Linked DNA regions of Homo sapiens: region 1 is linked to region 2. Evidence: read pairs that join two places in POLR2A ChIA-PET (ENCODE). Cell type or tissue: HepG2. All regions are shown on one strand. Links, peaks and the distances in the headings refer to the core of each region. The heading gives the core; the rest is flanking DNA. Region 1 holds the start of LOC124901532 (small nucleolar RNA U13). Region 2 overlaps FOXF2-DT (FOXF2 divergent transcript).

Region 1 (15,619 bases), core at 4,450-12,449, 150 kb before region 2:
GCTTTCCGTGAAAATAGCGGAGAGATGAGAAACTGCTCTATCTGACGTGAACTGCATTATTGCATTAGGTCAAGAGGACTTGCTTTAACATCATGAGAGGCTCCTGGGAAGTCAGAAACTATTAAAAACAGTGTGGCAAGGTCTGTAATACATGTATTTTTTGAGAAGTCTACCCACATCTTTCATCAGATTTTCAAAAGGGTTCATGTCCTTAGAAAGTTTCAGAATGGTCCTGTTACATCAACCAACTCAAGACCTTCATTTGAACCGTTTTGTTGACATTAACATCTCAACAAAAAAGTTAAAATGGCCTTAATTTACACTATTATATATGATTTGGCAACTCATCTTAATTACAGAATTGTTTTAAGATATTCAACTTTACTACATTCAAGAAATTCCTATAGAACTAGATTTAATACAGTCACACACAGCATAACAATGTTTTGGTAAACCACAGACCACATTTAGGATGGTGGCCCTATAAGATTAAAATACCTTTTCTATGTTGAGATACACAAATGCCACTGTGTTACAATTGCCTACAGTATTCAGTACAGTAACATGCTGTACAGCTTTGTAGCCTGGGAACAATAGGCTCTACCATTGAGTCTAGGCATGTAATAGACTCTACTTCCTAGGTTTGTGTAAGTTCACTCAATGATGTTCCCACAATGATGAAATCACCTAACGACACATATCTCAGGTGTATCCCTATCATTAAGTGATGCATGACCATATTTATGTCTAATATTAATATCTCTTTAGGAAAATATCTCTTTAATTTTATTTAATTCTTTTGAAAGTAAATGGATACTTGTCAAGTTTAAAAAGACTTTAAACAATGGATTCTGTTTAAAAGTTATAAACTTTTAAAATTCCAGTAATTTTATTTAGCTATTAATTTACTTACCAAATCCTTTCTTTTGCTGATAGCTCAGGTTGAATCAGTTCAACTTCTATCTAAATTACCTCATAGGCCAACTACAAGACTCAAAATCAATTGACTTATATTACATAAACGCAGATAGTTAACAAGACACTCACGTACCAAACCAGAAAATGGCTTATGTTGAGACTAGTTAACATCAGCATTGGATAATCTCATCATCCACAAAATGATAAGGGAAAAAGATGCATTATAAAGATTAGACAGAAAACATTGTTAGCGGAGCGCAGGAACTGGATTAGAGGTAGACTTACTGCCGCCCGAACACATCCAGGTTCTTAGCAAATGAATATGGCTGACACTAATATCAACCTGCTAGTTTTGATCTGAGCCATGACCCATATTTCAAGACATATATATTGGAATATTTCTCAACGCAAGCAAACCTCTTCCTTAATTCTTACTTCTCATCCTCACCCCTTTGAGTTAAGTGCCTCACAAAGTGGTACTAACAGTGCACTTGTAATGCTGTTTTGTGATCATCTGCTATTTGTTTCTAATCCTGGACTGCATGCCCCTTTTTTGCAGGATTCACATCTTTTTATCTGCAGTCTCTGGCACATGTTAGCTTCTAAATAAATGTCACTGGCTAAATGAAAGAGGGGCCCTTTATAAATCCACAAACAAATAAGTACCCAAGTGTAGGAAACAACACACGTTTGAATCTTATTTCATCTTTCTCTTGCAAGTTTTGATTCAAGAGAGGAACTCTGTGCAGTCTGATTTTTAGTAGGGCTTTCCATGAAAACAACGGAGAGACAGGGCTACTTGGCTAAGATTTCAGTGCTCTCCCGGTGGAGCTTGCTAGAGATCAGACGCATCACTTACCCACTTTCAATGGGGCAGCGTGCTTGGGGAGAAATGGATCTGCAGCTACAAGCCTGCATTGCACAAGCCTGTGGGTTCCTGCTGCCTATATCAACAGGAGGCCTTTGCCCAGCAAATGGTTTGGTATACTTTTCATCTTCCTTGACAATTAAAGCTCCAATGTGGCATGTTTGTGTTTCAGGTGAAAGGTTTAAGGCACTAAGGAAGAGTCACCCTTGTTGCCTCATCAACATTAATTAGCTGGCATGATTTCCAAATAGCCTTTGATTAAAACCTTTGAGACAGTGACAGTCAAGAAAAACAAGGTCCAAGTCTGTGTTCATCGAACAAAACAAATGCAGTCCAGAACAATCATTTCTTGGCCTTCATGTCCCGAAAAGCAGACCCACAAAAGACAGGCCATCACTCAGGTTCATCTGAGAGCAACCTGCAAGCGGATCCAGGCTTAGGGCATAACAAGACGGCCCACAAGCCTCGACTATAGAGAGGTTCACAAGCACTTCTCAAGGAGCCTGTAGGAAGCTCTGTTATCCCCAGCAGATAACGCAGACAATACTAAAACATGGCCCACCATGGCAAGACCAAGTCTCAGATCTCTCCTCCTGGGTTGTATGTGCTGGCCAAGGGCCTCCAAGTCCCAACGGGAACGTTCTATCTACACCCGCAGCCTCCTGGCCCTTCCCTCCCTTCAGCTGCTGCAGCCCACATACACCTCACTCACCTCGTACACATTGTACGCCTCATCACTTCTCTCCTCTCTCAGCTTGGTGAGATCAAAGGCTGCGGCTGATGTGGATAAATTACACTCTAATGTGAAAGACATTCAGTCATGCTATTGCTTTACCTCAGGCATCAGAGTTGGGCAATAAAGAAAAGGCTTGTGCCTGGGTAGAAAAGGACTCCAGGCATCTTTCCAGTGCCCTTTGAATGGAGTCACTCCAGCTTCTCCTGGGAGCTGTTCTGAAGCCACTGGGTTCAGTCCAGTGCCCCTTGAGTGCCTCCTCTGTGCCAGGCACCGTGCTAGGTACAGAGGATGAAAAATGGGTAAGACACAGCCCGGGGGTCTAGTTGCAGGGTTACATGTGTGATTTTGCTCTGCTTCCTGGCGTGGGAGAGGTAGATGAAGGGAAATAGACCTTGGTTTCCCCCGACAAACCCAGCTCTCTTGCAAGGGAGACTGGTTACAGGAACCTCTGTTCCAGGCTCCACCTGCTCACTCACAGCCACAGCCCACCCAAATTCCACATCCGAGGGTTGCTCTTTCTGCCTCCATCCCCTCTCCAGAGCTCCTGGCTCCCTACAAGCCCAAGTCTCCCTCCTGCTCAGCCCCACACACATGAGAAATCCAGAATCTGTTTTCCCTAGGTTTGCTTCCAGCTCATATGTTCCCTGTCCCACGTCGTGAGAGCTTTTCTGCAGTCAGTCACAGGTAGCTTCCTTAATTGCATAGATTTCTGGTAGCAGATTTTCTTCCTCAATTTTGACCCACTCTGGTCTGTAAAACACTATGAACCTATTTATGTTTTCCTGAAATCACATTAACCAGAGATTTGAGGGCTGCCCTGCTTCCAAACATGTTAGATAATGTTAATTCAGGGTCTTAAATAATGCTGCAAATAATTCACTCGGTGCACAGTTTACTAGCAAATACACAAGATTTGGCTGAATGAAATTATGTTGACTGTTGGTGAGTGCGGAGTACTTTTTTTTGCAACAGTCTGAGGTTGAACTTCATTGGTTTGAAATTGTGAGTCACAGCCTGCATGCTTCTCATCCACAAATTGCTTCCCTCTAAGCAGTGATTCTCAGTTGAAAGTGATGGCACTCGGACCCTGGGCAGTGTCTGGAGACATTGGGGATGAGCACTGGATGTTCCTGGCACGTGGTGGTTGGGGGCCAGAGATGCCCCCAACCATCCTACAACATCCAGGTTAGGCCCCACAGTGGAGAATCACCCAGCCGAAACGTCAACAGGACCACAGTTGAGCAACCTGCTTTAAAGGAATCCACTGGATGCCTGCAGTGTTCTCACCACCCCAGGTTCACTCCGATTGTCCCACATGTCATCCTTCCATGTCACTCAGGTGAGCTCAATAGGAGGTCCTTCAGGAATTCTCCATGAGAAAACCATTCTGGCTTCCAGTGCTGCTACAGCTGGGGTCTGGATGGCTTTCAATATTCTCTTCTACAGGAGCATGTCTTTGCATGGTGCCAGGGAAGCCAGAGATAGCTAGCAGATTCCCCTGAGCCTCATTCACATTAGAAGCCCTTGCTGTTGTCAGAAGGGAACCTAAAAGAGAGTTGGATATTTAACTTTTTAAATTTGTTTGCTCAGTTCAGATACATAGGTGGGATGGTTCTATATTATGATACACGCTTGGCTCCATGTTGTCTGGATAATGATCACTACCATGCTGGACAAGCTATGTATGGTGTAAATGGACACTTTCTGGAGAGCACCCGTCACATCTCACCCTCAGAGCCTCCTGGTCAGGGTCTCCTGAGGTATAAGTCACCATAGTTACTTTGGAGACCTTGCTATCCTGGCCACAGTGAACTAGACCAAATATTGGTGTCTGGCCCAAGTATGATCCAGAAGAGAGCCTGGAATAAGAGCTCCACTCAATGTGAGTGCTTAATACAGATGACAGACTGGCAGGAACCACCACATGCTCTGGGTTGCAGTGTTTGTGCTACCTGTAGAGGCAGACAGTTGCGAAACACAGCAAAGGCAGCGGACAGAACCCATGAACCTCAGAGGATATCAGCAAGCAGAAGCACACTGCAGAAAGAACACCAACTTGGATGTGTTCCCGTGAATCCCAGCTACCCAGAGCCATCATGGGCTCATGGGTAGGTGTTCAGTTAATCTGTGTTTAGAGAATGATTTAAGAATAGGGAGATGTCTGGCAGCAGTAGCAGGAGATTAAGAAGGAAAGACATCAGGGAGCTCTTGACCATGATGTTGGAGCTCAGTGTAGAAAGTGTCACCCACTGCTGAGTGGATGACAAGATCACCTGATCCCTAGATGTCTCATGTCCTATATAGCATGCCTCCCTGCCTGAGGCCAAGCCAGGCCACTCTTGGGGCTGCTTCCTGCTCTCTTTCTTACCTGTGTAATTTCAAAATAAAATGACAGTAACTTAGATACTCTGAAATGTCTCTTAAAACCCCCAAAAAGGGCTGGGAGTGGTGGCTCATGCCTGTAATCCCAGTACTTTGGGAGGCCGAGGTGGGTGGATCACAAGGTCAGAAGTTCAAGACCAGCCTGGCCAAGATGGTGAAACCCTGTCTCTACTGAAAATACAAAAATTAGCTGGGCACGGTGGCAGGCACCTGTAATCCCAGCTACTCGGGAGGCTGAGGCAGGAGAATTGCTCGAACCTGGGCAGCAGAAGTTGCAGTGAGCTGAGATCGCACCACTGCACTCCAACCTGGGCAATAGCTCTGTCTCAAAAAAAAAAAAAGTCCACAAGACTTTGTCAAGATGGAAATGAAGTAGAGACCTTGAACCTGGAGGGGTTTTTAAGCGAATGGAGGACCAGTGGACCTAAGATGTGTACCTGCCCCTGGGGTTAATCCTTCTAGTTCATAACTTGGATTAATAATGGGACAAAATCTCTTACTAGGACTAAAAGCAAGAAAGAATATTTTTAGATGCTTTGTTCCCTCCCCTGCTCCAGCCACACTGTGCCTCTTGCCAGATAAAATACAAGCATTTCTGTACCTTCTCCTGCATGACATAAACAAGACCTAGGATTTGATGAGTTCTGTCTTAGATGAGACTTGGGACAGGCCACAGCTCTGCCCAGCCTCATCCTGAGTAAGTCAACGTTAACTTGATCCACCCTGTAATCAAAGCATGATTTATTCTGGAACCCTGAACCCACAGCAAAACATTAGATAACAACTAGCCTATTAATAAGAGATGAAAGTGTTATTTTTAGATTAGGTTAACCTGGAAAAAGGTTGACTCAATTCTGGCTTACTGAGACGACCAAGCTGTGTACATTAACGGATCATCTATTTATGTACTTAGCAGTGCTCAAATTAACAGGCACGTATCCACTCTCGTAACGCTGTGGTTTTCTGAAATGGGCGCAGGTGTTCCATGTAGGTAAGAGTCACCTCTGTGAACACACGCATTTCTCTTTCCTGTTAGAAAATACCTGAAATCTCTTCCGAATGCTGTGCAGACTCCAGCCTGTACGGGTATTACAAACTGAACCCCCACTGCCCTCCGACTGGCTGCACACTGAGTTAGCATCTGCTCGCCCTTCTGCCCCATGTTCTTTGAGGGTGAGGAGGTGGTAAACACGGGCATGACACAGTGTAAGCATGACTGCTGCCGCCGGCTCTTACTGTAAGGTTTTTAGTTAAGAATTCATTTCTCAATTCCCCGTGGAGCTAACTTACAAAAGAATGAGGAAGAATAATGAGAGCATTTTGTCAGGAAAAAAAAAAAAACTTTTTTTAAAAAAAAACAATAGCCTGCTAATGATGTAGATGAGATCGTGTCCATTTTACAGACAAAGAAATTGAAACCAGAAGGCTCATCATCGCAAAGCAATTTTCCATTGATTCTAGAATGAAAATCTAGTTTTTAAAATTTTAATTTCAGTACTATGGCCTCTGTAATATGTATTTCATTACCTGACTAGGAAAAATGAGACCAAAGAAAAGAAACGGAACTTCTAACTCAAACTTATTAAACCAGAACTTCCATTTCTGGCTCTGATGGAGTGACGTGCATCAATCCGACCGTCCTGCACTACATCCTAACTACAAAAGCTGCACAAAATAAAAAACACGTTGTTGAAAGACAACAGAGAATAACCAAGTCAGCCAGTACTGGAGGGGCAACGATGCCAGAGAAAAAGCCCCCAACAGGTGAGTCCAATGTCATTCCTTGCTTCTCCCCTTCAAGCATCTGCTATTTCCCAAGCAACACTAACACAAAGGCAGAGACTCAGTGTTCAGGAGGCTTCACTCCAAAACCTGGAATCCGGGACTACTGAGGCTTCAGAACTAGAGAAGCAAAGAATTTGGAGAAAAAGAAACCGCAAATAAGTGAATACACAGATTGAAAAACATAAGCCACAGTGATAAGGTCTAATGTACAGGTCATTAGAATTCTAGGAAAAGGGGCTGGGGAATAAAGGGACACAAACAATATTTACAGAGGCACTGGCCAGAAATGTTCCCAAAATGCTAAAGACATTAATCTGCAGATTTAAGAAGCTCTACAAGATTAAAGCAGAATAAATTCAGAAGGCAAAAAATAAGCATTGAGATACATCACAGTGACATCTTGCTGAAAACCTCATGGGCACACATGCTGAAAATAAAAAACACAGGAGAATCTTCAAAACAGCCGAGGGTGAGGGCTGGAGGCAGCCAGAGAGAAGCACACATCATACTCAAAGGAGTAACAATTATGCTGATAGCTGATCTTCCAGAAGAAACAGTAGAATCCAGAAGACAATGGGATGGTGTCTTTAAAATGCTGAAAATAATTGCCAAATTCTTTTTTTTTTTTTTTTTTTTTAATGAGACAGTGTCTTGCTCTGCCACCCAGGCTGGAGTGCAGTGGCACAATCTTGGTTCACTGCAAACTCCGCCTCCCAGGTTCAAGCGATTCTCCTGCCTCAGCTTCCCAAGTAGCTGGAATTACAGGTGTGCACCACCATGCCCAGCTAATTTTTGTATTTTTTAGTAGAGACGTGTTTTTGCCGTGTTGGCCAGGCCCATCACTCCCAGTCCAGTGGTACGTTCTTGGGCAAAATATTTAACCTTTTTCAGGCTTCTTTTCCTCATTTTTTCCTTTTTTTGTGTGTGAGACAGGGCGTTGCTCTGTTTCCCAGGCTGGAGTGCAGTGGTGCAATCACAGCTCATTGCAGCCTCGACCTCCTGGGTTTAAGTGATCCTCCAGCTTCAGCCTCCAAAGTAGCAGGAACTATAAGTGTGTGCCACACACGTGGCTAAATTGTTTAAAAAAATTTTTTGTGGAGATGGAGTCACTGTATTTTTTCCCATCTTTTAGATGAGAATACTGGTACCTATCACAAAGACGGTGAAGATTCATTGAGATAATGAATACATGCCCAGTACAGTGCATGACTCATAGTTGACACTGAAAATAGTAGGTATTATTTTTATTATATAGTCACTCCAGGTAGTAGGAAAATACTGAATGACAAAGCATTCAGTGGGAAATAATAACAGATAAGTCCACTGTCACTCAGAATGATGAGGAATATGGCTGAGTACTAACAAAAGCAATATGTTATTTACACAGGCTGATTTCCCTGTTTTGCAGGCTGTGAAATTTGGTTGCTTTAGAGATAGGGTGGTTATTAGACATCAGTGAAAATAAGCACACTGTGAGAATTTATAGGGAAATACATTTAATTAAGTGCCATCTGAGCCACCCACACTGTGAACAAGGATTCTGGCAACAAAGGGTTATTGTTGCCAAGTTCCTGCCAAATGTTATTTTCCTAAGTTAGTGTGTTGGTGGTGGTGGCGGTGTTTTTTCTGGCCAAAGCCTGAACAAAGAATTCCAGATGGCAACATGGAGTGGGAAAGCCTCATCACCGTAGACCAAAATTCTCCCAAAGTCCAAAGAAGATTGGGAAATCCTTTTAAAATATTTCCTTTGGATGGAGGAAGGGAGTGGGTACCACAGGAAATGTAAAGTAGGAAATAACGGCGATTTAACTTAACTTTAGGGTAAATTCTTTGAGGATATTAATTCATTTCTTAAAACTTAGAATGTGCTTCCCCCACCCCCAAGGAGGAACACCAATGCAAGGCCTGGGCAAAGCACAAGGTTCTCACTAAGCGCTAGTTGAACTGAGCAAAACTGACCCCCAGAGCACAGAGTAAGTATGACAGAAATGACATCGACAATGACCAGCTCATTAAGCTCTTCTGCAGGTTTCAGTCTCTGCACTGAGCACTTCACGCGTATCATCAGATCCTGCAACAACCCCATGACAACCTTATTTCTTCCTTGATTCTTAGCTATAGAAATTCAGTCTCAGAGAGGTTAGAGACTTTCCTTCATCACAGAGCCAGTCAGTCACAGAGCTGGGATCAACCCCAGATCTGTCTCACTTTCAAGGTCATTTTCTACCACCGCACTGAGAAACCTGAGTAAAGTCCCAAAACTCCACCTTCACATCAATAGGTCACTAAAACAATCAATGTGTAAGATTAAGCTTGGCCAACAGAGGAATTCTGACCAATGTGAAACTACCGGTCGAGAAACTCAGGAAGATACCTACTGTGTTGGGAAATCACAGGACATTCTGTGTAACAAAGTTCAGTGTTACGGGGTAAAAACTAAAACACCCAACAAGCCAGTGAGGGTCACTTGTATAACTGAGGCTCCACGTTTCCACTGGAGGAGCCGAGTGTGCAGGGGTGTGGTGCAGCGCCTCACACAGCCTTACGCAGGAATGTAGTTGGCACACCCTTCTTTCTCCCTAGCCAGCAGAAAAAAATGCAGATACGCAGATTGAAAGTATAAATGTAAAAATTGCTTAATTCATTGTTAAATATTCTTATAGCTATCAGATGTAATGACAAAGACAGACAATGCCAGAAGTCATGTTTTCACAACTCTTTAGAAAAGAAAATAAGACAGTAAAGATCTGGAAAGCACGTAATTACAGGCTGCAAGTGCAATTTTGTTGCATGAGAGTGACCTGCCTCCACCCCCAGTCTCCACCATCCTTTGGACTTATCCTTTATAAGCTGAAGACTGCTATATCACTCCCAAAGTCTCTACTGAGCTGCTAAACCATACATCCAATTAGCTTTCAGATGGCTCCAGTTACATGTCACAAACAGTTCAAATTCAATATATCAAAAGTATCCAAAATTTAGCTCATAATCTTGTAGTCCAAATACGTTCTTTCTTTAATATCCACTATTCCAGTGAATAGCCCAGGTATTCTTACAACCATTCATGCTGGAGACCCAAGGGTCACCTCGGACTTGGACTCCTCTCTATCTTCTTCCCTCTACAACTGAGTTCTCTCAGGTTTGCCTTGCATATTTCCTGATTTCATCTTTCTCCATTTCTCCCTTTCTCTCTCCCTCTCTCTCTCCACCCAGCAGTGGTGCCTTTAGTTCATCATTGTTTCTCATCTGAATTAAACCAAGTACACCAAGTCCCTCAGTTATTCTTTCTCTAGTCTTGTTCCAACATAATCCATTTTCCACTCTAATCTGGTCCTTTCACCTCACTGACTCTAGACACTTCTGTATAAAGTCCAAAAGTCTTCACATGCCATATAAGATCCTTCATGATCTGTTACCTGCCCACCCTCTCCATTTTTGACCCTTGTCCTTCCTACCCTGTGCCTCCACAATCTAGTCAAAGCAAACTCCGTACTTTATCTCAAATGGCCTTCACGCTCATCTTTGTGCTTATCCTCCCATATCTGTCACACTCTTTCCCTGCTAACCCCTCCACACTCCTATATAAGGTAAGGTCAATGCTAGAAAATGTGGACTTGGCCCCCATCTCCTTCCTCTCGTGGCACCCTGTGCTCACCTCTGCCCCTCTGTCGTGGTACTTACCATATTGGGTTGTGATCATCTTCAAAGCTAGCATCCCAAAAGACAGACATGGATTACTCATCTTTGTATCTATCACCTAGTAGAGTCCATGCAATAATAGGTGGTCAATAAAAGTTTGTGGAATGAATTAATCTAGAAAAGAAGAAAGGAAAGCAAAAAGGGACACCATACATCGGGGAGAGTTTGTTTATAGGCACATTTAACAGTTGTGAGACACAGATGATCTATTATGTTAACAATTGTGAGAGACAGATGATCTGTTATGTTTTCAGAGTTTGGGACTTCAACAGGGAACTAAGAGGAATAAAAGGAAGCCTGATCTCAACGATTTAAATAACATAAAGATCATAACTGAAATATTTAATTGCCTAAAGGGACAAATGGATTCATCAGCTGAAGGGTAAACTAATCCGTAAATATCCCAGGTCTAACAGTGTCTGGCATAAAGCCTTGGTGAAAATGGGCACACCCTGCACTGCACTCTGGTGATAACCCTTAACAAAAAGTGACACCAGCCTGCTGGAGCTTTCCTCCATGCACAACAACTTCAGCCAGGGAGAAGCAGTGGTAAAAATAATAATCATGAAAGATAAATACATAATGGATAAATGGATGGATGAAAAGATAGGCAGTGGATGGATAGATAAGATAGAATAAATAGATGATTGGTAAGTAGATGATGGATAGATGATAGATGAAATTGAATAGATACATGATTGATAGATGATGGACAGATAAATGATGGATAAATGATAGATAATAGATGATAGATACAGAGATCAAATAGAATAAATAGATGATTGATAAATAGACGATGTATAGATAAATGATAGGTGATAGACAGATGATAGATAATAGATGAAATAGATAGGCAATACATAGATGATAGAAAGACAGATGGATAGACAGACAGACAGACAGACAGACAGACAGACAGACAGACAGACAGACAGGCTGGCCATAGCTGTTTTGCTGGTGAAGCTGCAGTGGCAGAACACTGTTGCAAAAATAAATGCAGGCAAAAAATGTGGACATTTGGAAGGTGGAAGCCAATGGACTGTCAGTGGGATCTGCTAAAAAGAAATTTATGGTCTGATCCCACAGATGGTGATATCTGTGGAGGACCAGCCACCTTGTGCAAAAGCTGGGAAGAATGAGAGGAGAAACTAGACAAGAACTAAACAAGTGAAGAGAACAACAGAAGATGGTAAAGAAGAGGATCTAAGGCAATAGCTGCTAAGGTGTTGACCATTAGCAAAACCAGTGCAGAGGGAGAAGATACATTGACACTGAAATTAGAGAAGAGAATGCATTAGTCCCAAAGATACAGAAGCTGAAACAGCCCAATACTCAGGACTTGCACTTCTGGCCATGATGGAGTAACATGGATCAGATTCACCCTCTTACCTTAAAAAACAACAACAAATGGAAATAATTTTAAATAATTTCAGACACTGGAAAAGAGGCAGCAGAGGACAGAGATTCCTGAGAAAAGGGGGAACAAGCAAGGTGAGCCCTGAGATGCCCCGGCTTACCAGGTGGACAGCGTTTTCAGTTAAGTGATGGTGCAAAAAGATGGAATCTAAACAAAGCCTACTGGTTTATGGACACAAGTGAGAATTCAGGGAGACACTCTGGCTAACCCCGTAGAGGAGAGTAATGGAGGAAAGAGAGCTTCACAGGGAAGAGAGCTGCACAGAGAGACCTGCACAGAAGGAGAGTCTGGAGATGGAAAGGGGGTTCCTCTACTCTTCAGCTGAGTACTGGTCAGGGTGTGGATGTGAAGAAGCTGCACCCATCAGGAGTGAGTGGGTGGAATCATCCCTGAGCTAGGGGCAAGGAACTTTGATGTCCCCATAGCAGAGTGGAGAAATCTTGTAATACATGGTCGTGCCCTCAAAAGGAAAAAAGTACCCCTAGACCAGGTTCTTTTGTGGTTCATAAGTGTGATGATTGGGTTTTTTGCTCATGTGTGAGATGTGCCTCCCTCAAACCTCGTTATGATGTCGGCACATCACCCATCTGACTTGGAAAAAAAAAAATCCCTGCACCAAAGGCTGTTCTGGTTCCATCTAACCATGCTTGAAAGCAAACTTCAAAAAGATTAACTGTTTCCAAGCAACTTAAGTATGTCCCAGAACAGACCAAGAATACTTAAAAGAATACAGAAATATCTGACATCCAACAAGATAAAAATTACATCTGGCCATCCACTCAAAAATTACCAGACATGCAAAGTAGCAAGGGAACATAATGGACAATGAGCGGGAGGGAAACTGATCAACATAAACAGACCCAGAAATAACATAGATGCAGGAGTTAGTAGACAAGGACATCAAAACAGTTATAACTACATTCCATATGTTCAAGAAGGTGGAGAAAAATGTGAGCATATTAAAGATATAAAAAGATATTTTAAGAGAGCCTTAAAGTTGGGAGAGGAGCACCTCAAAGCTTGAGGTATCTCTGATATGTAAAAAGAAAGCAGCAACATCCACTTTCCTTATCTGGTGTGATCATACCAGGCACTTTCCAAACAAGTAGACTTTTGAGAATGAAAGGGGTGCTGTTAATAATGAGCTTGGGACCATCAGCATAAACAGAGACTGCCCCGGGTTGACTGTGACATATGATGGGGCCAACATTTCCTCCCAAAGCTTAGCAATATTTAACAGTGTGTAGGACATGAACATCAACAACAGCTGACATTATGGTTTCAGTCCTTAAAGGGATGGCCTCAGCCTCTGGGAACTCTCAGCCATGCCTACTAATGCACACCACATATCTCTCCAAAATAAGTTTGTCATTTGCAGTCCTCTCCATTTGTCCCGTGGCTGACTTTGACCTCTCTCTACTGTGTTGTGCCTGACTCTTTCACTGAGAGCCTCAGGCTCAGATTTCACAATCCTTGTCCCAATCAAACTTAGCTGACTCTAGTCTCAACCCCACAGGACCATGCTGCCTACCACTCAACAGGAGCTAAAATGAAAAAGTTGTGAAGGACTTAATGAGTTACTGCTCCTTGGTAGGGAACTTATAGTAAAGCTACTGCTAGCCTCCTGGCTTTGCACGACAGCCCACCAGTTACACCAAACCAAAGTTTGCCTAAGTATTGGCAAATCCCCTGTCAAGTGGTATCTGTAAATACTCTGAATTATTTGTCCAAGTGAGTCAAAATTATTCAGGGTGCCAAAGAGAAAGACGATCTCTTGCAAGGTAAGCAACAAGTCTCGCGAAATCTTCAAGTCCCGATCCAGTGGGGAGAAATTTCCGTCCAATGACAGAGTGAAAAGACACTGGGTGTGTTGGGGACTGGAGTGCCTCCCTTTATTTCCACAAGCCTCTGCTCCTGTGAATAATGCAATGATCACAGATACTGACTTCATGTTATGACCTGATTGAAACCCAGACCCAAACCTGTCCTGGAGCATGTGATAAACCAGATGAGCCTGGAGTTCAGTTGTCACCACCTTCTCAAACACAGGCATCTTAATTAAAAAATTATAAGCTATACTTTTGCCAAGGATTCAGATGAAACATCAAAAGGGTAGAAAAGGGTGTCTTTCTTTCAGTTAAAGGACAGGCCCAAGATTGGGGGATAAGAGTGGAAAATCAGGTAGGTGAGAATCCAGAGACAGACCAAAACTGAAGCTCATCCCTAGTGAGGGGACCTTTCCCATTTTGGAGACAGATTGTGCTGTACTGATGACCATGTGCATAAACAAGCCTCTTCTCTCCACTCTTCAACCTTGTCTTTAAAAACAGGCCTGTCCCAGCATGTGGGGAAAACATACAAAGCATGTTGAACTCAGATATGAATCTGAATGCTGTGGAAAACAGCCAAAAAAGTGGCATCTTCTCCACCACTGACGATCCTTTGCATCCCTCTCCTCCTTGCAGGTAAATGAGAGCTGGAACTCAGCCTTGGCTCACAGCAGAAAACAATTCTAACCCAGGGCGCATCCACATTCGTGGGGAAATGTTCAAGTGCTTGATCATAGATGCAGGAAAAAAAAGTCTGATTTGTTGGCATCAGACCTAGTCTTTAGATGGGAAAACTAATAAACATCAACCTTGAAGACAAGAGACAAACATTTCTTCTCCAGAAATATACTGACAGTGACCTTATAGTCTTCAAACATTTGGGCCTTTAAAATAAACAGACTTTTGTAAAATATCTAATTAACAGCTAAAAGTTGTAAGTGAAGGCTGGAATATTGAGAAGATAAATAATTGGATTTCATTTATCTTCAATGCTCTAAATTTTTGCTTCTTCCACCTTTGCCTATAGGATGAACACATCCTGAGAATGCAGGCCCAGGCAGAACCAGGGACAACACAACTAGCAGACGAAGTTGAATAATGACTCTCACCCAGACCTCCCTTCACTTTGGTGCCCAGAATTTGGTCTTGTAAAAGATTCAGACATCCATGCTTCTCTAATTAGAATAGGCTTTACTTCTATAGATAAGCACAGGTAAACCAGGAGATTAGAATCTATACAATATACCTAGAACATCTTTTTAGAGCAAGTTTCACTTGAAGATTTAGGGGAAGGGGTGTTAAGAAATGTTCTTTCACTTTAAGAGCAAGTCCAGTGTTTTTAATATTGAAGTATGGATGACTTACAGGACTATGCCTAATTTGCAGGAAATTTGAATATAAAACACAAGACTTTTTGGTATTTTACTTTATGATGGGCTTTTGGGGTCCTCATCTGTAATCTTTCTGCAATACCAGCACAACCTTTCCATTTCAGTCGAGAAGTCTGGTCCACGATGTCCTAGGTAGACCGTGAAGCTCTGAAGAACATGTGCCTTGCACTTGCTCCTGGTTCAATTTGTCCATTGCTCATCATAAATCTCAGAGACACCGGAGAGAACCAAGCATCACCAACAGTGACTGATATGGTTTGGCTGTGTCCCCACCCAAATCTCATCTTGAATTGTAATCCCCATAATCCCCCCGAGTCGTGGGAGAGACCTGCTGGGAGGTAATTGAATCATGGGGGTGGTTTCCCCTATGCTGTTCTCGTGATAGTGACAGAGTTCTCACAAGACCTGATGGTTTTATAAGCGTCTGGCATTTCCCCTGCTGGCACTCTTTCTCTCCTGCTGCTCTGTGAAGAGGTGCCTCCTATCATGATTGTAAGTTTCCTGAGGCCTCTCTACTCAGGCATAACTGTGTCAATTAACCTCTTTTCTTTATAAATTACCAGACTTGGGTATTTCTTCATAGCAGCATGAGAA
Region 2 (15,619 bases), core at 4,021-12,020:
CTGGCCTGTCATGCAGTTATCTCCAGAGAGGCAAGGAAGGCATGGTGGGCGGGCAGGGTCACGTACCATGAAACCCAGCAGTGGGGCAGCAAAGCCACAGTATCAAGTCTTCAAAATAAGGAGCAAGAGGCGCAGGGGCAGTCCCGGCATGGGGAGAAGACAAATGACAGTCTGCAAAAAGATAACCCTGCTGCCGATCTTAGCATTTTATCTTTTTTTTTTTTTTTTTTTTTTGAGACAGAGTCCTACTCTGTTGCCCAGGCTGGAGTGCAGTGGCACGATCTCGGCTCACTGCAACCTCCACTTCCCTGGTTCAAGCAATTCCCCTGCCTCAGCCTCCCACCTCACTAGCAGAGGTGTCAGGTATGAATGAAACAATCTGTGACCCTTGTGATAGCAAGCAGTGCCATAACAAAATTGCTAAGAGAGGAGATCTTGAGTGCTGTCACCACAAGCAAATGAAATTCATACAGCAAACGTGATTTCATGGCAGCAGAGCTTCCTGGCCCTGAAGTAGAGATCAAGCCGGGCTGCACCCTCGGCTGCCAAAGGACTCCCTGCCGTGGCTTGCAGGGGGACCCGTCCGCTCAACCCCTCTCTCAGTAAAAGAGTTGGAGCACAAATTAATTTGGTAGGTGCCAGAAATAAGTAGGGGAGGAGGGAGGTGAGCCGGTGGACAGAAAGCAGTGGATACAGGGTGAGCTGTCCAGCCAGCTACTGCTGAGAGTGACTAGTGCTGAAGGCCATGAGAAAACTCTGGGAATGGTATGATACACTTGCCTGGGAATGATCCCAGCAGAGACCAGAGAGACAAGGGCGTGATTGGTTGAGAGGTCCCCGGGTTGGTAGGGGCATGTCTCAGCTGCCATGCATTGGAGCTGAGCACTTCCCGTGCCTTCAGAGAGAACCTTCTAGCAGATAGGGCAGCTGAAAGCATTTAATACTCACCCCCACCACAGTTCAGCCCTGCAGGCTCTCTGCATCCACACCAGGCCCTTTCAGTCAAGACTGGGATCCTGCAGTAGGGACAGTGATCTAGGAAATGGCCTCTGACTTGCAGCATTTGCTAAATTCCATGGTGAAAATGTACTCACAATGGCCCATCTCAAACCATCAGCAGCCAAACACTGGATGGGACATTCCTGCACATGCAACCCCTGGCTGCTGTGCCATGAGCTAGTAGGAGCCTGCTCCAGCACACCACAGAGGCTGAGATGGGGATCCCCTTGCCTTGAGGCTCAGGTGTTGAGTCACTGGCTTTGCCTGGGGACAGGGGCCTTTGGTCCCAGGGATCCTACCATGGGATCTTCAATCCAGTAACAGCTCTCGTGCCTAGAGCTGATTTCTAAAGTTAAAGATTCGAGAGTGAAGAGGCTATGTAGTTCAGTGATTAAGAGCATGGACTCTGAGGCCAGCCTGCCCACATTTGGATCCCAGCTCAACCATGTGTCATCTGTTGTAACCTTGAGCAGGTAACCTCTCTGTGCCTGTTTCCTCTCCCATAAAATGAGGATAATAATAGTAATGACCTCACAGCATTCTTGTAAAGGTTAAATGAGTGATTATATGCAAAGTTCTTGGAACAGTGCCTGACACATAGTAAGCACTACTTAAATTTAGCTGTTATTATTTAGGGATGGAAATGAACAGTTGATAAACCTGAATTCTAAGAGCATAATAAAGTTGTCTGGTTCATCCTGAAGACTCTGCATTTCTATCACCTAAAGTTACACCTAGAATTAATTCTGGGAGACAGAGGTAGACAGAGTGAGATAGAGAGAGATTAATAGTCTCCTTTATGAGAGGAACTTTTTAATGCCACAATAAATGAAGCAGGGATCATAGAAGGGCAGGTCTCCCATATTTGAGGGTTTGTACAGCACCAGGCTCAGGTTAAAGATTGATTTGTTCTTTATTTTATATATGATTGTATACAAAGTGATGATTTGATATGCATGCATTATGGAGTGATTAAATCAAGCTAATCAGCATACCCAACAACACATACTTATTGTTTGTTTTTGGTGAGAACATTTAAGATCTCCTCTCTTGGCAATTTTCCAGCATACAATGCATTATAATTTACTATAGTCATCATGCTGTATAACAGATCTCCAGCATGTATTTCTCCTAACTGAAATTTTGCACCCTTTGACCAAGATCTCTCCAACATCCCCACACACGGTTTTTGTTAACCACCATCTAGTCTCTGTTTCTATGAGTTCAACTTTTTTAGATTCCTTCCACATATAAGTGAAATCAGGCAGTATTTGTCTCTGTGCCTGGCTTATTTCACTCAGCCAAATGTTCTCCAAGTTCACCCACACTGTTGCAAATGACAGGATTCCCTTCTCTTTATGGCTGAATAGTATTCCGTTGTGTATTTATACCACCTTTTCTTTCTCCATTCATCCACTGATGAACAGTTAGGTTGATTCCATGTCTGGGCTATTGTGAATGGTACTGCAATGAACATGGGGGTGCAGAGATCTCTTCAACATACTGATTTCATTTTCTTTGGATATACACCCAGTGATGGCATTGCTGGATCCTATGATAGTTCTATTTCTAATTTTTTGAGGAGTTTCTACACTGTTTTCCATAATGGTTGTACTAATTTGCATTCCCATCAACAGTGTACAAGGGTTCTTTTTTCTCCCTATCCTCATCAGCATTTATCTTTTGTGGTTTTGATAATGGCCATTCTAACAGGTATGAGATGATATCTCCTTGTGGTTTTAATTTGCATTTCCCTGATGATTAGTGATGTTGAGCATTTTTTCATATACTTGTTGGCCATTTCTTGGCCATTTGTAAGTCTCCTTAGACATGTCTATTCATGTCTTTTGCCCATTTTTAAATTGGGTTATTTGTTTTCTTGTTATTGAGTTGCTTGAGTTCCTTATGTATTTCAATAATGGATGTCATACTTTTCTTTTCTTTTTTTTTGCAGTTGCAAGATTTAATAGAGTGAAGACAGAGCTCCCATACAAAGGGAGGGGACCCAAAGGGGGTTGCTGTTGCCGGCTCAAATGCCTGGGTTTATATCCCAATCATTGTCTCTCCCCCTGTGCTCTCAGGCAATAGATGATTGGCTATTTCTTTACCTCCTGTTTTTGCCTAATTAGCATTTTAGTGAGCTCTCTTTACTATCCGATTGGTTGGGTGTGAGCTAAGTTGCAAGCCCCATGTTTAAAAGTGGAAGCAGTCACCTTCCCAGCTAGGCTTAGGGATTCTTAGTCAGCCTAGGAAATCCAGCTAGTCCTGTCTCTCAATCCCCCCTCTCAACAGGAAAACCCAAGTGCTGTTGGGGAGGTTGGCCGACGACCGCTCTAACTGCTTCCTGCTGAATTGGGGCATAGTAGGGGTTGTGCAGTTGAAATTTCCTTGGGGGAGTGCTTTCGATATCATTAACATCGGTGCATGGGCTAGCAGGCCGGTCCAGGGGTCTGTGGTAGATCTTAGTCATGGACTGCATCTGGGGCTCCTTTTGAAGAACAATTAGTAGTTTTACAGCTTCGATTCTGGAAGAGACAAACTTAACAAGGAGGTTAAAGATACAGGGTCCAAAGAAGAGTCGCAATATTATAGCTGCTGGAGGTCCTAAGAAGGGGAGAATCCAGGGCACCCATTGGCTGAGAAGGCCCCAGGGTCCAGTGTTTTTTAAGCTCCTTTGCTCTACGTTGTATTCGATCTCGAATTTCTTTAACTTTCTCAGTGACAATTCCAGATTAATTAACATAATAACGGCATTCTTCCCCTAAAAATAAAAAGGTTCCCCCTCTTTCAGCGGTTAGCAAGTCTAAAGCTCTTCAATTTTGAAGGACTACTGCATACCCCACCTTTTGAAGTCCTTTTTCTACAAAGGAAATTCCATCAGTGTACAAGTTGAGGTCGGGATCAGTCAAGGGAACCTCTAAAAGGCCCCTCAAGTGGCGTAGGTTTGAGCAATTATTTGTTGACAGTTATGTTCTATCTTTTCTTCATTGTCTGGAAGAAACGTGGCTGGGTTAAGAGTTGCACAAGTGCACAGTCACAACACTGGCCCTTCAAGTAATATTTTACTGATATTTAAGTAAACGATTGTCTGACAGCCACAAGTCTCCTTTAGCAGAGAATATGCTGTTCACATCATGAGATGTCCACACAGTAAGATCTCTTCCCTGTATCATTTTAACTGCTTCAGATACTAAGACTGCTACGGACGCCACTACCCATAAACAAGGAGGCCAACCCTTTGCCACTACATCAATTTCCTTACTCAGGTATGCCACGGGTTGCAAGCTTGTCTCTCGGACCTGTGTAAGGACTCCTAGAACTATTCCTGTTTTTTCTGTGATATATAAAGAAGAGTCTTGCCCTGTTGGCAAGCTTAACACTGGGGCTTGGGTTAGGGCCTTCTTTAGGGCCTGGAAAGCTGCTTCTGCTTCAGGTGTCCATCTTACTAATCGGTATTGGCTTTCTGAGTTTCCTTAATTAGTGTATATAATGGTCTGGTAAATCCAATGGACCTGGGCTTGCAGGCCTTGTAGGACATTAGGATGAAATTCTAATTTATATATATCTATATCTATATATAGATATAGATATATACTGCACACCCAAACCTATTTGTTGAGTATGGTAAATATTTAGTATATGGTACAGAGTGGATACTCAACAAATGGTAATCAGCATTAATAATAGTAAAAGTGCACCTTAACCTTTAATGAGGAAGTCAAATCCTCATCAATCAACCTACAATTGTTGTACAAATTACACAGTTTACCATGAGGTAGACACTTGGGGGGAAATACCTTCAGTAACTTTTAACTAAATTACCTGGAATTTGATCTACAGGATTATTTATGTTGCAAATCAAAGCCATATAGGTCTTTGCCAACATGCATGTCATACCATTCATGCCAAGAAATATAAACCTCTGATATTACTGATTAGTGCAATTAACTTACTTGGTCTTTAAAGTGAAAACACCCCACACATTTAGAAACTATAGGAGGAACACTAAAAACCTAGGGTGTATACCGAATGAGATGCCTTGACTCTCCCATAAGAATTTTCATCTGTTGGCCAGGTATGGTGTCCCACACCTGTAATCCCAGCACTATGGGATTACATAGTGCCCAAGGCGGGCAGATTGCCTGAGGTCAGGAGTTCAAAACCAGGCTGACCAATATGATGAAACACTGTCTCTACTAAAAATACAAAAATTAGCCAAGCGTGGTGGCATGCGCCTATGGTCCCAGCTACTCGGGAGGCTGAGACAGGAGAATCGCTTGAATCTGGGAGGCAGAGGTTTCAGTGAGCTGAGATCACACCATTGCACTCCAGTCTGGACAACAAGAGCAAAACTCCATCTCAAAAAAAAAAATAATAATAATAATCTGTTAAACCAAAAAATACAATGCAAAAATGTTATTGAAATGAGACTAACAAAAAAGTTTTTAATCTCCTTATTTTCTTTTCAAGCATAACTAGATGGAAAAAGATGAAGATAATTCATCTGCTCAATTGTTTTTTTCAGCTCAGTGATTCTCTGTCTTCTATGTTTACATTGTCAAAATAGAAATAGGTCCTATTAGCTCTAAGGTTTATGCACATAAGTGATTAATCCCATTTAAAGTTTGTGTTTCTCCCTTTCCTCCACGAGCCCTCAGTTTTCCATTTTTCTCTCACCATCTTCTTGCTATCTTTCCCTGTACTCTGTGAGACCTCCTTCAAAGGTCAGCCAGAATAAGAGCAGAATTTTTTTTTTTTTTTTGAGACAGAGTCTTGCTCTGTTGCCCAGGCTGGAGTGCAGTGGCACAATCTTGGCTCACTGCAACCTCTGTCTCCTGGGTTCAAGTGATTCTCCTGTCTCAGCCTCCTGAGTACCTGGGACTACAGGTGCGCGTCACTGTGCCCAGCTAATTTTTGTATTTTTAATAGAGACGGGGTTTCACCATGTTGGCCAGGCTGGTCTCGAACTCCTGACCTCATGATCTGCCTGCCTCTGACTCCCAAAGTGATGGGATTACAGGCGTGAACCACCACGCCTAGCCCAATAGCAGAATATTCTATGCAAGAAGAAGAGAGTAAGCTTCTGCTGGATCTTACAAAAAGCTTGCCCAGATCCTTTCAACTTCCCAGGAACCACCAAACCTTCCCTCAGCAGCATGTCATCACTGGAGCAGCAGGTTGATTTGCAAAACCATGTGGAGCCAACAAAATCTTCTCAAACCCAGTCCTCATCTCACTCCATTCACCAGAACACATGTCTAAAACAGCAAAGATTTCTATGTGTAAAGCGAGCCCATAAGAACTCTGGGAGAAAGCATGGAAGAGTCCTAAGTCTTTTTTGTAGAAGCAGGGCTCATCTGTGCATGGCACAAACCCCAAATGCTTTCTAAGAAAAGGTGGGTAAGTGTGAGTCTTTAAATAATGTAAACTTCTATTTGTTTAAGCAATAGACAAATGAGAAACATATTTGTGGCCTATCTGACAAATAAAGGTAATGATAAAGCTTTTAAAGTCAATTTTTAAAACTAAAAAAAAAAAATACAATAAAAATAAACAGTAGTCAAGGCCAGATTCCAGAAAATAATGCAAATAGTCCATAAAATGCAAAAAAATGTTGTCTTCCTTACTTGAAACATGAATTACAGCAATAATCATTTGCCATTTATTGCCTATTGGCAAAGATTTAAGAGTTTCATAGCACATGGAGTTGGTGAGGTTTTGAGGAAATAGGCAGTTCATATAATGTTGATAGGGTTGTAAATTGATATAACTTTTTCACAGGGCAATTTGGCAATATCTATTAAAATGTAAAATTTACATACCCTTTGACCCAGCAATTTCATTGCTAAGAATTCAGCCTAAGGGTTTGTTCTCTCATCTGTGCAAAGAGTGCAAGGGTACCAGGACACGTCTTGCTGTATTGTTTGTAATCTCCCCAAATGGGGGGAGAAAACTTGCTAATATCAATTTAAGAAACTGGTTAAATTCATTATGATACAAACCACACAATGGACTATTAAGCATGGGTGGATTCTTATGCTCTTGTGGAAAGGTTCTGAGATACACTGTTGAGTGAGGAGAAGTGTGCTGCGGACAATACATCGAGTGTGACCCCATTTGCAGTGAAGGTTAAATAGATATATATCCGTCTGTGTGAAAGTTTGCACGTGCAGAGGAAATTTTCAGAAAGATTTTAAGAAAGACTTAAATTGCAGTTACCTCTGTGTATCTGGTAAAGCTGGAGAGGTCTTTTATCTTTGGAAAAACATTTTATCTTTTACCTTACACTCTTGTATTCTACTTGGCAGAAGTCATTTTTATCATTAATGTGCATTACTTTACTATTAAGACAAACATAGTTTACTATTTGGGGAAGAATACAAAAGAGAAAAAGGAGGAGAAAACAAAGGAGGGAAGGAAAGCATAAAGGTTTAAAGGAGGGAGGAGGGAAGGAGAAAGGAAAGGAAAGGAAGAGAGAAGAAACCTCCTCATTCTTTTGAGTAGAAGGCCGTTACCTGTTTCAATGGAGACAGTTAGCAGCACATTTTAAAACTTAAGTAATTTTACCCAACTTCACAAACACTAACTTGTTGCTTCTTTTATAAATGAAAACAAGGAAGTCTCTAGGGTTGGTTTCGTCCACACTTTTTCTTAGGCTATATGCAAACCACCCTGGGATAAAGTCCTCACTGCACGTAAGCCAAGGGTGACTCCAGGGAGCCAGACGGCATTTCCTTCCATAATACACAAATTTGTATTTTGCCTGATGTTTTTGTCTCTGAGCCCAGATCCCACAGTGATAGGCGCCACAAAAGTACACAGACCAACAGAGGACGCGCCCTGATTTTGCAGAAGAGACCGATGCTTGGAGGTCAAGAGGCTGCCTGCCACGGATTCAGACTGGAAGCTTCGGCCGTCTGAGCAGATTAGAGCATCAGGCTTTGTCGCTAGTGCATGCAGGAGTTTTCACAGATAAAAATCTTTCTTTCTTCTCCTTAAGATTCTGGTAGCTAACCAGAAGCTACATGAATTTTTTTTTACTTACTTTTTAAGATTAAAATCATACATGAGGTCTCTTTTATAAGATAATGAGTATTGCAAAGGATTTTTTTTTTTAAAGAACTGGTTTTTAAAAATTGAGAGACTTTAACAAGGCTTGTATGTTTGTTTTTAAACTCCTTTTCTATGGTAAAGGAGGAAAGTTTAGGCCTACCACAGGACCAAGGCTTGCAGAAAGACAAAACTGTTCTGGAAGCAAATGGGACCCACTCCTTCACCTCCTTCCCCCGCCCTCCCTTTCCTCTCCTTGCCCCAAACTGAACTCTGCAACCATTACTGAAGCTTACAAAATATTCTGCTACTACTCGACAGTTTAAAAATTAACAAGCATGTAAAGCTACCGGGGGTAAAAGCCTGGAGCCTGTGGCAAGAAGCAAGCCCTGGCTGGATTCTGTAATTATTTCTTACGCAACTCCAGGTCGCAGTCACAGCTTTCCGAAGATTACACACTTCCAGCCGCTCAGCCCTGCTGGAGCAGGAGGGCCTGGCTCTGCCAGAGTTGTGTATGCCTCTCATAGCATCATAATTAGTCATTAAACAGCAGAACAAAGGGCCATTCTGACCAAGGTGGCACTACTGGATTCCTTTGCTTGCAGGAAAGGAGAAATTTCTTGCACGTTCTCCCCTGGAAGGATGTGAATGGGGTTGGGAAGGGAAGACCAAGATGTGGAGAGGGGTGGACCGAGAGTTAGTTGCAGAAGGCAGACTTCATGGGGATTTTCTGTCCCTGCTGCTGCGTTTCTTGTTTGTGTTGCTGCATAAACTCCACCAGACCAGCACGCTGTGACTGCCCTAGCCCGGCCCGATCAATGGGAAGGGACCTCTTGGAGGGCCTCTGTGCCTACGAGGTTTCCAGCCCTACCCCAGGCTTTTCCTTATTACCAAGATTGCTGCCCTCATGTTCACACATTTTATTTTTTATCAGAATTTTGCGAAATCAGAATTCTAAACTTCTGAGGCCCTAGATAGTTTTAATGAAGCATATACCTAGAACCTGAATATTCAGGGTAAAGTATTAGCCTTAAGTATAATCACGGCTAGCCCATGGATTCTGCAGATGAAGAAACTGAGGCCAGAAAGCCCAGTGGTGAGCTTTATTACAAACATTATGGGGGCTTCATGAAGGCACTTGGCTTTACTTTATTCTTGGAACTCAGAGCTAACCTCCCATGCTTTCTTTGTCTGCTCTATGAATTCAGTGTCTACCTGAAACCTCCACCCAACCTGTTTGTACACTTGGAAAACCCAACCTGGTGCATGGGCTGGGTGATAATCATGGCAACACTGCAGCCTGCAGGTAAGTGTGAAGATAACAGCAAGACAGCTGGAGAGTGCTACCTGCCAGCACACAGTCTCAACCCCTAAGAGGCAGCTGCGCCCAAGAGAGGAGGGATGTCAATGAAGGGTCACACCTTCAGTTTGGGCTGAAATGAGTGAGCTAAAGGAGTGGTTTGTTATTCAGAATTACATTTGCCAAAGTGTACTAGGGAAAAGAATTAATTTCCCACAGCATTGGTAAGAGGATTGGGTCTTTTTGCCTGGACTTTATAGAAGAGGTCAAGAAAGATGGAAAATGGCCCACGGAAACTGACTCGCCCACAGCGGCCTGCCCTGCTCAGCTGTGCCACTCAGTAACCACTAACAGCGACTCCAAGTTGACAAGAGAAAAACAGTCTTTTCACATTAATCTCATTTCCCTGTGTGAGAGTTTCACTAGACTACATCAGGGAAACACCACAGACACTGACTATCCAGTTCTAATACATCCGAAAATATCTTCAAGGATGGCATAGAGAAATGTAGGTTAGACAATTAAGTTACAGAGAAATTCCGTGGATTAATCAGTTGTAACCCAAAGGTGCCAGTTAATGGATTAACATCGACCTATAGGGACACATCAAAGAATTCTTTTCCACCATGTTTTCCAATGAACTGGATAGAAACACCTTCAGATCTCAGCTCAAATGTTACCACTTCCTTTGAGGTTTTCTCTAGCCACCCTATCTAAAATTGGGAAAAAAAAAAAAAAGTCCTCTCCTCTTTTATCTCTCTCTTCTGCTTTATCTTTCTCCTCGGCACTTGGCATTACTGAGTTTACCATATGTACCTATCTTTGTTTCATGTGTCTTTCACACTTGAATGAAAGCTCCAGGAAAATAGGGATTTCTTCCTGTTTTGTTCACCGCTGTATGCCCAGATCTTAGATTGGTGCCTGGTGGCTGGGCACCATGGCTCACACCTGTAATCCCAACACTTTGGGAGGCCGAGGCAGGTGGATCACCTGAGGTCAGGAGTTCAAGACCAGCCTGGCCAACATGGTGAAACCTCATCTCTACTAAAAATAAAAAATTAGCCAGGCATGGTGTCACTTGCCTGTAATCCCAGCTACTTGAGAGGCTGAGGCAGGAGAGTCTCTTGAACCTGGGAGACGGAGATTGCAGTGAGCCGGGATCGCACCACTGCGCTCCAGCCTGGGCGACAGAGCAAGGCTCCGTCTCAAAAAACAAAAACAACAACAAAAAAAAGATGCCTGGCATGTCAAAGTGCACTCAATAAATAGTCACCAAATGAACCAATGGATGGCAATAATGTGCTTGCTGAATGTGAAGATAGCATAAACCCAGGCGGGTGGGGGAAATATTAGATGGCAAAGTCAACAACCAAAATTATCTTGACAGGTGAGAACGACAGTCCGAAGCCAGCAAGATGGAATTTAACAGGCTATGTAAATCAATCCCACAGTTAGATTTCAGAAAAACAATTGCACAAGAACAAGATGGGAAAGATAATGTGGCTAAATAATACCACATGCAGAAATGACAGGGTCTCGGATGACTGCCAGCTCAGTCTGAGTCAAAAATAAAACCCTCCTTTCAAAAAAGTGTGATCTTTGCTGTCATCACTAATTAAAATAATCATAGTTTTCAGCACAAAAGTGTGCTCATATGCATTCCTGCACTTGAACTCACATCTTTTCATAGATACATGCAATATGCCTGTGATCAAGTTTATTCATTCCAGCCTGGTTTGTAAGAGCAAAGATGAGAGTCCACCTAACTGTCCATCAGTAAACAGGGGACTGGTGAAATAAATGAGGGAAAGCGAATACAGCCTTCAAATAAGAAGGAGGAGCCAGGTGTGGTGGCTCAGGCCTGTAATCTCAACACTGTGGGAGGCCGAGGTGGGAGGATCTCTTGAGCCCAGGAGTTCAAGACCAGCCTGGGCAACATGGTGAACCCCATCTCTACAAAAAATATGAAATAGAAAATATTTGTATGGTGACGCACACCTGTAGTCCCAGCTACTCAAGAAGCTGAAGTGGTAGGATCACTTGAGCCCAGGGAGGTCGAGGCTGCAGTGAACCATGATTGCACTACTGTACTCCAGACTGAGCAACAGAGTAAAACCCCAGCTCAAAAAAATAAGAAGAAGAAGGAGGAAATTCTTAATGCATTGGTTCAGAGCAGTCTCTAAGGTAAATAGGTAGGGGAGACAGAGATTTAACAAAAAAGAAAACAAATCTCCAGCTTTATTTAGATTTCATTTGGAGTCTTGCTACTCGGGCTGATCCTTGGCCATTAGTGTGGGCAGGCTGAAGGCTTTTTAGAAGTGCAAAGTGGCAGGACCCATATCAGACCTACTGAAACAGAATTTGCATGTTAATAAGATTCCTAAATGATGCCTATGCACTTTACCATTTAAAAAGTAAATTTACTTTATCGTGGTAAACTATGCATTACATAAAATTTGCCACTTTAACTATTTATGCAATTCAGTGGCATGAAGTCCATTCACAGCGTAGCACAGCTATCACCACACCATCCATCTCCAGAACTTACACAGATTTTATTGGTAGTTTTGAACTACTTGGAAGAACAAATTTGTAACACTTTTAAAACTTGTTTGTTCTTAAAGGTACATCTCTCATCTGTTGATTCATTCATTCATTTAATGTATACCCATTGAGTGTTTGTGCTAATCCAGATATCATTCTGGACACAGAGGGCTACAGTGATAAGCAGAAAGACATGAAGTTTACAGCCTAGTGAGTTGGCTGAAGTGATTTATTTGTCTTTTATTCCATCTTCATTGAGGTAGGTATAATGACAAATAAAACTGGTATGACCATTATGAAAAAGAGTATAGAGGTTTCTCCAAAAATTAAAAATAGAAGTGTCACATGATCCAGCAATCCGCAACCAAAAGAATTGAAATCAGTATGTTGAAGAGACAGCTCGCTTCCATGTTTATTGCAGCACTATTCACAATAGCCAAGATATGAAATCAACCTAAGTGTCCATCAACAAATTAATGGATAAAGAAAATGTGACATATATATATATATACACATATATATACACACACATATACACACACACACACACACACAATGTAACACTATTCAGCCTTTAAGAAGAAGAAAATCCTGTCATTTGTGACAACATGGATGAACCTGGAAGACATGATGCTTAGGGAAATCATTCAGACAGAGAAAGACAAGTACCGCATGATCTCACTTATATTAAAGGTCTAACTCATAGAAGCAGAGAGTAGAATGCTGGTTACCAGGGACAGTGAGGTGGAGAGACTAGGGAGATGTTAGTTAGAGGGGACAAACTTGCAATTATAAGTTCTGCAGATCTATTGTACAGCGTGGTGACTATAGTTAATAATAATGAACTGTACACTTGAAAGCGGATAAGAGAGTCAATCTTAACTGTTCTCACCACAAAAGAGACAAAAATGATAACTATATGAGGTGATGCACGGGTTAACTAATTTGATCGTGGTAATCATCTTACAGCGTATATGTACGTCAAGTCATCGTGCTGTGCACCTTAATATTGAAATGCTGCTGTGGGGAATGAATTTAACCCAGCCTGCCTCATGCCGTCTGGACCCTTCCCTCCAACCTCACTTCTTGTAGCCCTCCCTCATGTTCTGGAGGCCAGGGAACTTGTAACATTCCCAACAGTTCTGAGTCCATGCCCAAAAGGTTCTCCAGGATCTCAGGGAATACTGGATTTTGCAGGATCCTCCTCCGTGATTCATTCAGAAGAGTCCGTGGCTGAGCTGACACCAACGTCAGCTGATTTTGCCCCAACAGACTCTGCCGACTGAAGGGATTTCTGCAGCTTTGAGTCATTCACTCTTCTTTGGTCACCGTGCTTAGGTCAGGATGCAGGCAGTCCCTTCTATCTGAGGGTAATTTTCAGTAGCTACCACCTAAGTGTTCCGCCCAGCTGGCACAATCCTAGCCTCAGCTGCGTATTTTCCTCCAAGGCCAAGGGTGATATCAAAACCAGCCCAGGAATTCTTTCCAAATTCAAGGTTACTGTTGCTGCATCACGGTGTGACATGGGTAAGATCTTGCCCTTGGATGGTGCAGTGTGGACTTGGTGTGGGATTTTGTTCATGTTCTGTAGTCACTGGCCAGAAGGATGAGGTTCACATTTTGCATGAGGTTGCTGGGGGTCTTAGAGGTCACACTAATTTGGCACCATTCTACATGGTCTGCAGATGAGTTGATTGAAAGTCCCCATTCTGCCCACACTTGCTGCAGCCACACACAGTACCTGCTCTTCATCACTTTGCCTCCCTTAATACTTCAAGATGTATTTTTAAGTAAAAAAATTTAAAAAGTGAGATGTAGAATGGCATTTCAGCATAGTACCTTTGCACAGGGGGAAGGGCACCCACTCTGTTACAGGCACTCAGGTGTGTGTGTTATCATACCCGGAGGGCAGCCCTGAGCACACACATGCCAGTGGCCTGGCTGACTCCAGGGGTGTGGTGATGGAGACAGCAGTGCCAAGAGGACATGCCATCACTGCCTCTGTCCCTTTTGAATTGGCAGCATGTGCAAGTATTACCTAGTCAAAAAATTAAATCTGAATTATGAATAAATTTAAAACTGGTTTTCTACCTTACCAAATATAATGTTTTACTTTATTTAACCAACATGCAGTGCCAGTACTAAAGAAGTGACTGCCCTATTTTTTACCATGTATTAGTCAAGACTTTCTCATGTATAGAATGTTCAAATTTGAACATCATACTTCCAAAAAAGTATATTTGATATTTATATAATAAAGGTACTTTCTTGTCTTTCCTTCTTCCTCAAAACAAGAAGCATGCCAAGGGAGATCTCATCTCTAGGTTTAAATTATTTCTTTGCCATCTGTTAGCATGTCTTCAAGTCATTCTTTGTAAGCCATTCATTTCTGTGCATTGCTTCACAATGCCACATCCTCTATTCTCGTAAGATCCTGTACCAGCAAATGACACACAAATTCAAGAGAATGTTCTAAGTATACATTCAGATAGTAAAAGCATACGTTAGTCACAAATTTTGTTTATTCATGTTTCTACAACTTCAATAGTAGAAATAGGTAGATGATTTCCAGTTTCCACTCCACTATGTAGGGAGCTTGGAAGCGATCATCACTTCCATCCTCACAACAAGAAAAGAGTTAAACAAACTGAAAATCAACAACTCTTCTTAGATCCATCAAAGAATTGCAGTCCCAGGGAAAACTGCTGCCCCCAAAATGGAGAGACAGATAGGCAAATACAGAGATTCACATTGTACTGGAGCAGAGGCCCAAGAAAGAAAACAGCTTCAGGAACCAGTACCAGTGTCTCTTACCCAGCACATCATGCCTGGCTTTTAACAAGAGATTAGGATGTGTATGAAAACTCTAAAAACACAGAAGAAACAGAGCAAGCATCAGAACCAGACTTGGATATTGCAAATATATTGGAATTATCAGACAAGGAATTAAAAAATACTGTAATTAATATGCCAAGGGTTCTAATGAAAAAAGTAGGCAATATTCAAGAAAAAATGGGTAATGTAAGCATAGAGATGGAAACTCTAAGAAAGATTCCAAAGAAAATGCTGGAAATCAAAGATGCTACAACTGAAATGAATGCCTTTGATGAGCTCATCAATAAACTCCATGGCCAAGGAAAGAATCAGTGAACTTGAAGATATGTCAGTAGAAACTTCTAAAACTGAAATGTAAAGATCAAAAAGAAAATTAAAAGATAGAACAGAATACCCAAGAACTGTAGGACAATTACAAGAGCTGTAACATACACATAATGGGAATATGAGAAAGAGACAAAAGAGAGAAAGCAACAGAAGAAACATTTGAAACAAGAATGACTGGTAATGCTTCAAATTTAATGACAGACACAAAACTTTACAGCCAAGAAGCTCAGAGAACACCATGCAGAGTAAATACCAAAAACTGTACAATTAGGTACATCCTGTTTAAGCAGAAGAAAATCATAAACAAAGAGAAAAATATTGAAAGGAGAAAGAAACACTTTATCAATAGAGGAGCAAGGATAAGTATTACACAGGACTTCTCTTCAGAAACTTTGCAAGCAAGGAAGGTGTAGTGAAATATTTAAAGTGTTGACAGAAAAATAACAATAACAACACACTAGAATTCTGTACGCTGCAAAATTGTTCTTCAAAAGTAAAAGAACATAAAGACTTTCTCAGAAAAATAAAGATTAATTTATCTCCAGTAGGCTTGCCTTGCAAGAA

The links. Peaks named below come from ENCODE experiments on the same cell type or tissue, not always from the same donor. Only the 100,000 strongest peaks of a DNase experiment are listed, where the experiment ranks them.
Region 1: POLR2A ChIA-PET joins it to region 2 with 7 read pairs; 2 of 35 experiments call an interaction of 5 or more read pairs at or near these places.

The regions. Positions count from the first base shown.
Region 1 is chr6:1,174,223-1,189,841 of GRCh38, forward strand. LOC124901532 (small nucleolar RNA U13) reads left to right here and starts at 12,296; the gene lies at 12,296-12,398. In HepG2, for the core only: a CTCF peak has its summit at 8,651; DNase peaks (open chromatin) are centred at 4,489, 8,669 and 9,039.
Region 2 is chr6:1,327,099-1,342,717 of GRCh38, forward strand. The region is part of intron 1 of FOXF2-DT (FOXF2 divergent transcript); the gene reads right to left. Among named protein-coding and RNA genes, the nearest start is that of FOXQ1, 23 kb to the left of the region's middle. In HepG2, for the core only: a CTCF peak has its summit at 9,340; DNase peaks (open chromatin) are centred at 8,473, 9,323 and 11,114; H3K4me3 peaks cover 1,599 bases.